3 separate regions of the Mus musculus genome follow, and all the other regions are linked to region 3. A link is a contact called in ENCODE Hi-C or POLR2A ChIA-PET data. All regions are on one chromosome and are shown on one strand. Each heading gives the region's core, a stretch centred on a gene start or an enhancer-like site at or near the end of the contact. The rest is flanking DNA. Distances are from core to core; before and after follow the strand shown. Region 1 holds the start of Dhdds (dehydrodolichyl diphosphate synthase). Region 2 holds the start of Lin28a (lin-28 homolog A (C. elegans)). Region 3 holds the start of Hmgn2 (high mobility group nucleosomal binding domain 2).

Region 1 (2,878 bases), core at 301-2,800, 33 kb before region 3:
TATGATTTGAAAGAAATACTAGTTGCATCAGATACTGAAAGTTCAGTTTTTTGGCTTGTGTGTGTGTGTGTGTGTGTGTGTGTGTGTGTGTGTGTGTGTGTGTGTGTGTGTGTGAAAGCAGAACAACTTCTTCCCTGTATCATTAAATACATCAAGAGGCAAGACAATGGATGATGATGATAATACTTTTGAGGAGGCAAGTTTCCCGAAGCCCAGTCCAGGCCCAAGTTTGTTCTGTTAGGTATCTAAAAGTCCTTCAGACTAGCTATACAGCTAATGCTTTTGAGTTCTTGCTTGACCCCCAAAGCTCTCCACAAGTGGCTTATGGTGTTTTGTTGTATGTTTAAGATTGTTTCTATTTTTGTTTAGTTTTGAGGTTGAGTTTTCCTGTGTAGGCCACGCTAGCCTCAAACGCCCTAGGTGACCTAAACTGCTGATTGCCCTGCATTCGCTGCCACCATGCTTTTTTATACTGGGCTGGAAACTGAACCCAGGGCTTCTAGCCTGCTAGGCAAGAACTCTACCACTAGGGCTCTATTCCCAAATGCTACGGATTGTGGTTTTGGAAGTCCTAAGAGTAAAGCTCTTTCTGACTTGTCCTCCTAAGTTCATTAACGTGGGTCTTCGGAATCTGCAAATTATAAAGTTGCTTTGCATCGCTCCCCAAAAGTGACCAGCGCAAGAAACCCTTCTGATGCGTTAGCAGCATTAAAAGGCGACAAGTAAAAAAACACGTCAGAATTTTTTGAGGAGACAGTATCCCCTAGATCAGGGTGACTAAATTTACTACGTAGCAGAAAAGACATTAACTAATTCAAATGGCCTCAGCCTTGAGTGCTGAGTTCAGTGACGACGTGCCATCAGTTTCGGCTAAAAGAACACTTTTAAGACAATTTTGTTTTTTTAAAGATTAATTTTATGTATGTGAGTACACTGTCGCTGTCTTAAGACACATCGGAAGAGGGCATCAGATCCCATTACAGATGGTTGTGAGCCACCATGTAGTTGCTGGGAATTGAACTCAGGACCTCTGGAAGAGCAGTCGGTACTCTTAAACTCTGAGCCACCTCTCCAGCCCAAGACAAATTTTTAAATAAACGCAGTTCACTTCCATGGTTTACGTCCATATCCCCAGCAGTTGGGGAGACTGAGGTAGGAGGACTGTCAAAATACGACATTACCGTGTCTCCCATAATATAAGCACTGCGATCATCCATAGAGAAACTCAATTTTGAGGTGGAGCAACCGCATCCTCTCTCCCTAACAAACTGCCACAACACCTGAGACCACGCAAATGCGTGGGCCGAACACATCTCGATCCCTCAGGCTCAACTCGCCTAACGTGCAGGGCTTGCAATAGGAGACCCAAGAGGTAGGAGTATCGGCTCACGTGACCTCGGCCTCCCAGGCGCTGTTTCCACGCCCCGCGAGAGCGGCCACCAATAGCCAACTCGCAAGAACTCGCACCGCTCCGCCCCCGAGTACGCAGGGGCGGCCCCGCCCACCACGGACGGAGGAGGCGGAGCCAATCACGTAGAGGTGACGTGTTCTTTCAGCGCCAAGTCGTAAGTCGCCCGGGAGTGGTGGAAAAGCGCCTTCTCCTGCGTCCTAGGTGGGGAGTAAACACAGAGACCCAGAGGAGGGGAAGCTGGATGTGGAGTTAGCTGCGGGAAACACTAAAGTCCAGCCGGGAGAGTGACCATTGAGGTAACAGATGCGGCATCCAAGGAGGGTAGTGATTGGTTAGCTTAGAGTGAGCAATGGTTTGCGGGGCAATAGAGAAGGAAGTTGTGGGGATTGACCAAGCAAGATGTAGGTACCATGATGTGGCAGGATATTTGGAAGAAATCAGTGCACGTAAGGATAAGAAAGTGGGAACTACCTTGCTCCAAAGGTCTCCCGTTGGCTTGTAGAGGCCTGAGCGGATTAGAACAGTCTCTGGATTCAGACGCGTGTTGCCTGCCACAGTCCAGCAGAGTCTCTTTAGTCAGTTTTATTGCAAGCAAGGATGACTTCTCTCTCTTTTCATTTATTCAAGGTTATCTGGCTGTTTTTTGTTGTTGTTGTTGTTCTTGTGTGATTTCTGACATAGCAAGAACTATGTCATGGATCAAAGAAGGAGAGCTGTCACTGTGGGAACGGTTCTGTGCTAACATCATAAAGGTGAGCAGTACCCCGGGGGAAAAGTTGACCTTTTGGATAGTTGAGTAGTTCATTATTAAATTGTAGCAATCCCAATGAAGTAGAATTTAGTAAAGAGAGAATCTTGAAATTATAATGTAGTTTGAAGGGCTGCATTTCTAGTATTTATTGTACTGTGTGACTTTTTTTTTTTTTTAAGGCCAATCAGGGTCTCTTAATATCATTAGATCACATAGACTGTTAGATTTTCCTTCTGGAAAACTGAATTGTGCCGTTGAGAGTGTCAAAAGAGCTCACTGGTCAGGTGCTTTCTTGGTATTCACAAGACTCTGAGTTTGAAAAAGGAAGAGAGACTGTGACTCTGAATGGGAGGGAACAGAAATTTGTCTCACTAGAGTTGTAGTTCTCAACCTGTGGGTCCCAACCCCTTCAGAGGTTGAACAACCCTTTCACAGGGTCGGATATCAGGTATCTGACATTACGATTTCCGATAGTACCAGAATGGCAGTTATAAAGTAGCAGTGCAAATACTCTCATGGTTGAAGTCAGCACCTGAGGCGCTATATCCCAGGCTCACAGCATAAGGACAGCTGAGAACCACTGCCCCAGCGTTTCCATCGGTTTCTCCTTGCAGTGTCTTCTGAGTTAATGGTTCTTTGATGGTTAAAACTTTAACCATCTGCTCTAGAGACAGACATCCGTGAGGAAAACTGTTATTTACCAACCATGTGGCTTA
Region 2 (2,831 bases), core at 260-2,759, 51 kb before region 3:
TGTATGTATGCACAACTGCAGCGTGTGAACCACAAGAGATTCTACACACTTGTGGAGAAGACTGAATTCAGGATAAGCTGATGCCCCTGAAAGCAGGCTCTGTCCCTTTAAATGGGTTGTAGCTGTGGGGGAGGGGAACTGACCGGAGCTGGCATTGTCCAGTTTGAACTGAGCACCGGAAGTGAAGGGGCAGGGCCAGGGCCGTGCACTGAGCCCCGGGCCATTGTCCATCTCTGACCAGGGCAGTGGCCACCCCTCTGGTCCACCCTCTTTATCTTCTAGTAGGGAGTTTACCTCTTTAAATGAGAAGCCTCTCTCTATCCAGTCTTTTCACCAGTCATACTACCCGAAGGGTAGCTCAATTTAGGATGGTGACTGAGAACAGGAGGGTCTGGGAATTAGAGTGTCCCGGGTCTTGGAGGAAGTGCCTCCACCCACCAATCTATTCTCTTCCACCAACGGATGGGACAGGACGGGACGCGGCAGGCAGGGGCCCGATGAGAACACAGCTACCACAGAGGGCATTCTTCGAGGTTTCCACATGCTCTCTCAGGGAGCTGTACCTGGAAGCAACTTTAGGTGTAGGCTTAGGAGGGAGCGAAGGACTCTTTGCACAGAATCAACTAGGAGCTTGTTTCTCACTGGGACAAACCCAGAGAAACTGTTGTTGAAATTTGGAGATTGAGGCATCCAGTAGCACCCAGAGACAGGCCGAGTTTGAGAGGCAGCACCTAGGTTAAGACAGATCAGCTCGGTGGGGTCTCCAGCCGCTTCCTTGCACCCCTATCCCGGCTTCCTAATGTCCAGAACTCCAGGTCTATCTAAGCACACGGAGGTGGGGGGTGAGAGCAGGTCAGCGCCAAGCAGCCGGGTCAGCTCTGAGGCCTGAGGGGAAAGAGGGGGAGGGGCGCTGAGGGGCTGGGGGAGGGGGAGGGCTCATCCATTTCTCCCTTGACAGGTGGTTTGTGTTTCTGATTGGACAGCGCCACCAGGCTCACACCTCCCTCCCCCAACTCTCTGGAATGTATAATTATCTGCCCGGGGGGTGGGGGTGGTGTGTGTGTGTGTGTGTGTGTGTGTGTGTGTGTGTGTGTGTGTGTGTGTGTGTGGTCACGTGGTTATAAAACTACCCCCCCCCCGTTCCCCCCCACCTGTGTCCGCTTTGGATGCCCGCATTGAGTCCTCAAAGTGCAGGATCCCAAATTCTGGGGTACTGAAGACTTCCAGTGCAAAAGATCCCCATCTCCAGATGTGTGTATGTGGAGGGGGTGTCAAATCTCAAGGTTCTGGGAAGGGACACCCCAGAGGTGTCAGAGACCAGAGCAGTGGGGGAGGGCCGAAGCCAGAGCCAGAGGGAAAGGGAGGGGTAAGGAGAGAGGGGAGGGGAGGGGGCTGCCCGCGGGGGGTTGGGTCATTGTCTTTTAGAATTTGGGAGCCTTTGAAAAGCCGTGGGCCCTCCCACCGCTATTGTGCGGGGGAAGATGTAGCAGCCTCTTCTCCGAACCACCCCTTTGCCTCCGGACTTCTCTGGGGCCAGCAGCCGCCCGACCTGGGGCCCGGGGCCACGGGCTCAGCAGACGACCATGGGCTCGGTGTCCAACCAGCAGTTTGCAGGTTCGAGCTTGCGATTCAGCGGGCACACCTTAGGGTGCAGGGAGCCCAATGTCTAAATAGAAGGGAGGTGGGAAAGTGTCCCACGGACTTGTCCGCGGGACCCCCAAGTCCCTATGGCCTCCTGCTTCTGGGGGCCATCTCTGGACTAGGGAACCCTGGTGTTCCAGTGGCTTGTACACCGAGCCCGTGGGGGCGGAGGGAGAGAAGAGGAGGGGCCTGTCCCTCCGCGTGTGCACGGGCAACTTGTTGTGGGAAGACAAGCAAAACTTTTGGGGCGTCAGCATCCTCTGTGTAAGCTTGGGGAGGCAGCCAGGACAGGTTTCTTCTTACCAGCTGCTTGGTAGCTGCCTCCTCCTGGGTGTCTATCCGCGGGCTGACCACCGAGATCTCCCAGACGGGTCCCTGAGAGGGCCTGCGATCCCTTGGCCCCCAGCTGATCACCTGGCCCTCCCTATCTCCAGGTGGCTGCGCCAAGGCAGCGGAGAAGGCGCCAGAGGAGGCGCCGCCTGACGCGGCCCGAGCGGCAGACGAGCCGCAGCTGCTGCACGGGGCCGGCATCTGTAAGTGGTTCAACGTGCGCATGGGGTTCGGCTTCCTGTCTATGACCGCCCGCGCTGGGGTCGCGCTCGACCCCCCGGTGGACGTCTTTGTGCACCAGGTGAGACTCATTCTGGAACTTTGCTAGGGGAAAAAAAAGAAAAAGGCTGGGAGTTCCGAGGTACGGCCTTGGCTGGTGGCCCCTCCTGTCGGATTGGAGGAGATAAATACCCCTCATTGTGCGTCCCCATATTTTTCGGGACACCCCAGTTTTGAGTTTGTAGTAACTGCAGTTGTGCGAGGAGGCACTGCTGACTACCAGCACCCCCTCCCCGCCCCCTTCCGGGAACCCCTCCGGCTTACCACGTGTCTATTACCTCTTTCCCCTGGGAAGGGAGCAGGGGGCAGGGAGGTGACCCCATGTGGCAGAAACTAAGGTTGTATTGTGCTTGCCGGTGGGGGAGGGCCAGCAGGCCGACCAGGGAAGCACATGCAGGGCCTGAGCCGGGCGTTAGCGCCCTGAGTTCTAAAGGTCTGAGTCTAATTCATAGGGAGGAGAGAGTGTGAGCCATTTGCTACCCAACCTACGGGCGTGAACCTGCGACGTCAGGTTCTTCCCGTTTCAATGCAGACCTCAAGTCAGGTGGCCACCCAAAGCCAGGTCCTGTAGCCAGTGTAGG
Region 3 (2,819 bases), core at 65-2,564:
GCCACTGTGGGCGTGGAAAGGAGAGGCAGATCCACTGTTGTCCAGAGGCAAAGGCTGAAAAATGCTTGATTTGAATTCGCAGATGTCTGCTTTCTGCTGCCATGGCTATTACAAACTAGCTTCAACCCTTGCCTCAGAAATTAAGATGGGACCTATTTTGTGCCTTCCGCCTGAGCACCAAACACCCTATTGCAGATGTTAGCCAGTTGTGTTATGGATGTCAAAAAGAATTTAAAATTTTCTTTTTGAGATACAAGGTTTGTGTGGTAACTGCAAACGAGAGAAGGTTTTGCTTTACTGCTGCAGTTGGCCCCCTCCATCGGGTGCACTCAGCTAGCTCTAGAAGGCCGGACTTTGGGCGGGGGTGGCCTGGAAGGGCCCCTCTGCCATCACACCTGTTCATCTACTTGTTTCCTAATCTTCCGGCGCTTCCCTTCAACCGCCTTTTCCTCACGCAACCGAGAGCAAGCCAGCTCGATGGTGTGTGAGGCGGGCTTTAGCCAGCTGTGGCATCTGCAAAGCCCAGGTTCCATGGCCTCTGCTGAGTGGGGGCAGCTGGGTAGCTGCAGCCCAGACCCAGAGAGCCGAGTGGGAGGGGCGTGCTCCCGGGCTGGGGCGCCGGCTTTTCTCCACCATTCTGTGACAGGGGCCAGAGGGGATTTAAGGAAGCTACCAGGCAGATGTTGGGGGGCTGTTTAACGTTGGGGAGGCGGCTCAGCAGTAGGTGCTGAAAGGACAGCTCCTACCTGCCCCGCTGTACCCGAAAGGCATCCCTGTGTGGAAAGTCTCCCCTCCCAGCCCACACCTCCACATCCCGTGGACTGCTTTCCAGGTGAGCACACCGAGGGACTCCCCAAGGTGGCAACTCAAAAGGATGCACGTCCGACTGCGCCAAGCTTAGCCTCCCGGCTCTCAGCCCACGGGAGCCCGTGGTCCCCGGGGCTGCGGCCGGCGCGCTTCCCGCCGCCTCTGGAGCTGGGCGGCGCGGCCAGGCCTCACAAACCCCTCTGCTGGGGCCCCGGCGGGAGCAGGAAGGAAAGCGGCCGAGATGTGCCCAGTGTCGCACGGCTTGGAGAAGTGGGTAGAAGGGTTGCATAAGGTGGAAGGAACTTGGTAGTTTGCAAAAGCCAGGTCTGGGCGGGAGCGGAACCCCAAGCCTGCCGCCTCGCGCGCCCCTCATTTATTACCTCCGACTCCGAGGCGCGCCCCCTCCCCCAAGGCGCGCCGCCGTCTCGAGCGCCCTCCCCCTGCACCCCCTCCTCACTCCAGAGGAGGTGAGTTTAAACCCCGCCCACGTGACCCCAACTGGGCCAATGAGCGGCGACGGGAGGTGAAATCCGGTTCTAACCGGTCCGGGGCTCCCAGCGCTATAAAAACTTTATAAACCCCCCGGAGCCCGAGCAGTGTGAGGAAGCAGCGAGGACGACCCCCGGACGGAGCAAACCCGCGCGCCGCTGTATCCCCGTGCTCAGCGCCGACGTCCCCTGCCGCCACCATGCCCAAAAGAAAGGTACGTGGCGCGAGCGCGCGGGCGCCCCGGGACCACCGCCAGCCTCGGGCTCGGGACTCGGCGGTAGGTCGGGCGCGGCGCGAGGTTCCAGCCCGAGTCCGGCTGCGGGGCGAATCGTGCGAGGCGCGCTGCCCGCGGGCGCCAGAAGCCATATTGGAGGCTCGGTGGCGGTAGCAGGAGGAGCCATGTTGGCAGCTGTTTATCCCGCTCCCTGTGGCCGCCCGCGCCCCCTCCCCCACCGGCAGCCCCCTCCCCTCCTCCCTTCCTCCCGCGGGCGAGCGAGCGAACGAGCGGGCGATTCAAACCCGAAAGGGCGGGAAGGCGGCGCTCGGCTGGGCGGGCGGGGGAGCGCGCTGCCGCCAAAACTGCGTCCGCGAGGGGCGGGCCCGCGGCGTGGCTCCGCCCTCCCCGGCCGCCCACGTTCCGGGCGCACGAGACGCGCGCCCCCGCCCACGGCTTCCCCGAGCTCCCGCCCTCGACGGCTGCCATGGCAACGGCGCCAGGCGCCGCCTCCGGAGAGGTTTGTTTGCACAATCTGCAGCTGTTAATGCCTGGCGCTGGTGGCTCCGAGCGCCTGTGGGGCCAGGCTCCAGCTTCTCCCGCGCTCTGCGGCCAGCCTGCCCGGTCTTCCGTGCGTCTCGGACTTTAGTTGGGCCTTATCCCCGTTAAGGCTTCTTATATAAAACTTGGGTGTATGCGTTTTTAGAATGGGGTCTGACGGTTGCTGTTAAGTTCCGGTTCTCTGAGATTTGCCTCCGAGGTTACAAGTTTTGGTCTTTTTATCATTTTGTAGGCTGAAGGGGATGCTAAAGGAGACAAAACCAAGGTGAAGGACGAGGTGAGTCTTATCCATTGAGGGCAACGCACAAAGCCTTGCGTAGTAGCTACCAAGGTTCTGTGGTAGTAAATGACCACGAATTGTCTCATTAACTTTTCTTTAATGTGAAGCTGACTAGTGAGGAGACCTGTGCTTATTCCTCTTACTTTCTTTTTTAATAGCCACAGAGAAGATCTGCGAGGTTGTCTGCTGTAAGTGTATGCGTCTATTTCCTGATCTTTACCTGATACTGGGAACCACTTGGGGGCGGATCTCTGTGATCCCGTTGCATTATATATGGTGGCTGTTGCACATCTAGAGGTGTTTGCTGTTGTCCCACGTTCTGATGCTTAAGACTAAAGTGAAAGATGGCTTTTACATTGTAAAAGAAAGGTGATCCTGAGAACTAGTTTTCTAAGCTGTGGTTTGATGGGTTGTTTCTTGGGTCTGTGGTACTAATGGTTTCCTCTTCTCCCTCCCCCACTTTTCCAA

What was found. Hi-C counts contacts between places; a loop is a spot of excess contacts on that map. ChIA-PET counts read pairs that join two places held with the same protein, here RNA polymerase II (POLR2A).
Region 1: a map of gastrocnemius shows a loop between it and region 3 (4-fold over the local background). The contact joins the promoter of Dhdds here to the promoter of Hmgn2 in region 3. A Hi-C loop is called at or near these places in 6 of 37 maps with a recorded cell type or tissue (gastrocnemius, heart and left cerebral cortex). POLR2A ChIA-PET finds 5 or more read pairs at or near these places in 2 of 5 experiments (both embryonic stem cell).
Region 2: POLR2A ChIA-PET joins it to region 3 with 12 read pairs in embryonic stem cell. The contact joins the promoter of Lin28a here to the promoter of Hmgn2 in region 3. POLR2A ChIA-PET finds 5 or more read pairs at or near these places in 2 of 5 experiments (Patski and embryonic stem cell).

What each region holds. Positions count from the first base shown.
Region 1 is chr4:133,999,554-134,002,431 of GRCm38, reverse strand. It overlaps Dhdds (dehydrodolichyl diphosphate synthase), which reads left to right and starts at 1,550. Exons shown (of 9, transcript NM_001362959.1): 1 at 1,550-1,707; 2 at 2,039-2,163. The coding sequence starts at 2,101.
Region 2 is chr4:134,017,494-134,020,324 of GRCm38, reverse strand. It overlaps Lin28a (lin-28 homolog A (C. elegans)), which reads left to right and starts at 1,509. Exons shown (of 4, transcript NM_145833.1): 1 at 1,509-1,614; 2 at 2,076-2,272. The coding sequence starts at 1,584.
Region 3 is chr4:133,966,486-133,969,304 of GRCm38, reverse strand. It overlaps Hmgn2 (high mobility group nucleosomal binding domain 2), which reads left to right and starts at 1,314. Exons shown (of 6, transcript NM_016957.3): 1 at 1,314-1,510; 2 at 2,304-2,348; 3 at 2,510-2,539. The coding sequence starts at 1,496. Dhdds (dehydrodolichyl diphosphate synthase) reads left to right here. Exons shown (of 9, transcript NM_001362959.1): 9 at 1-277.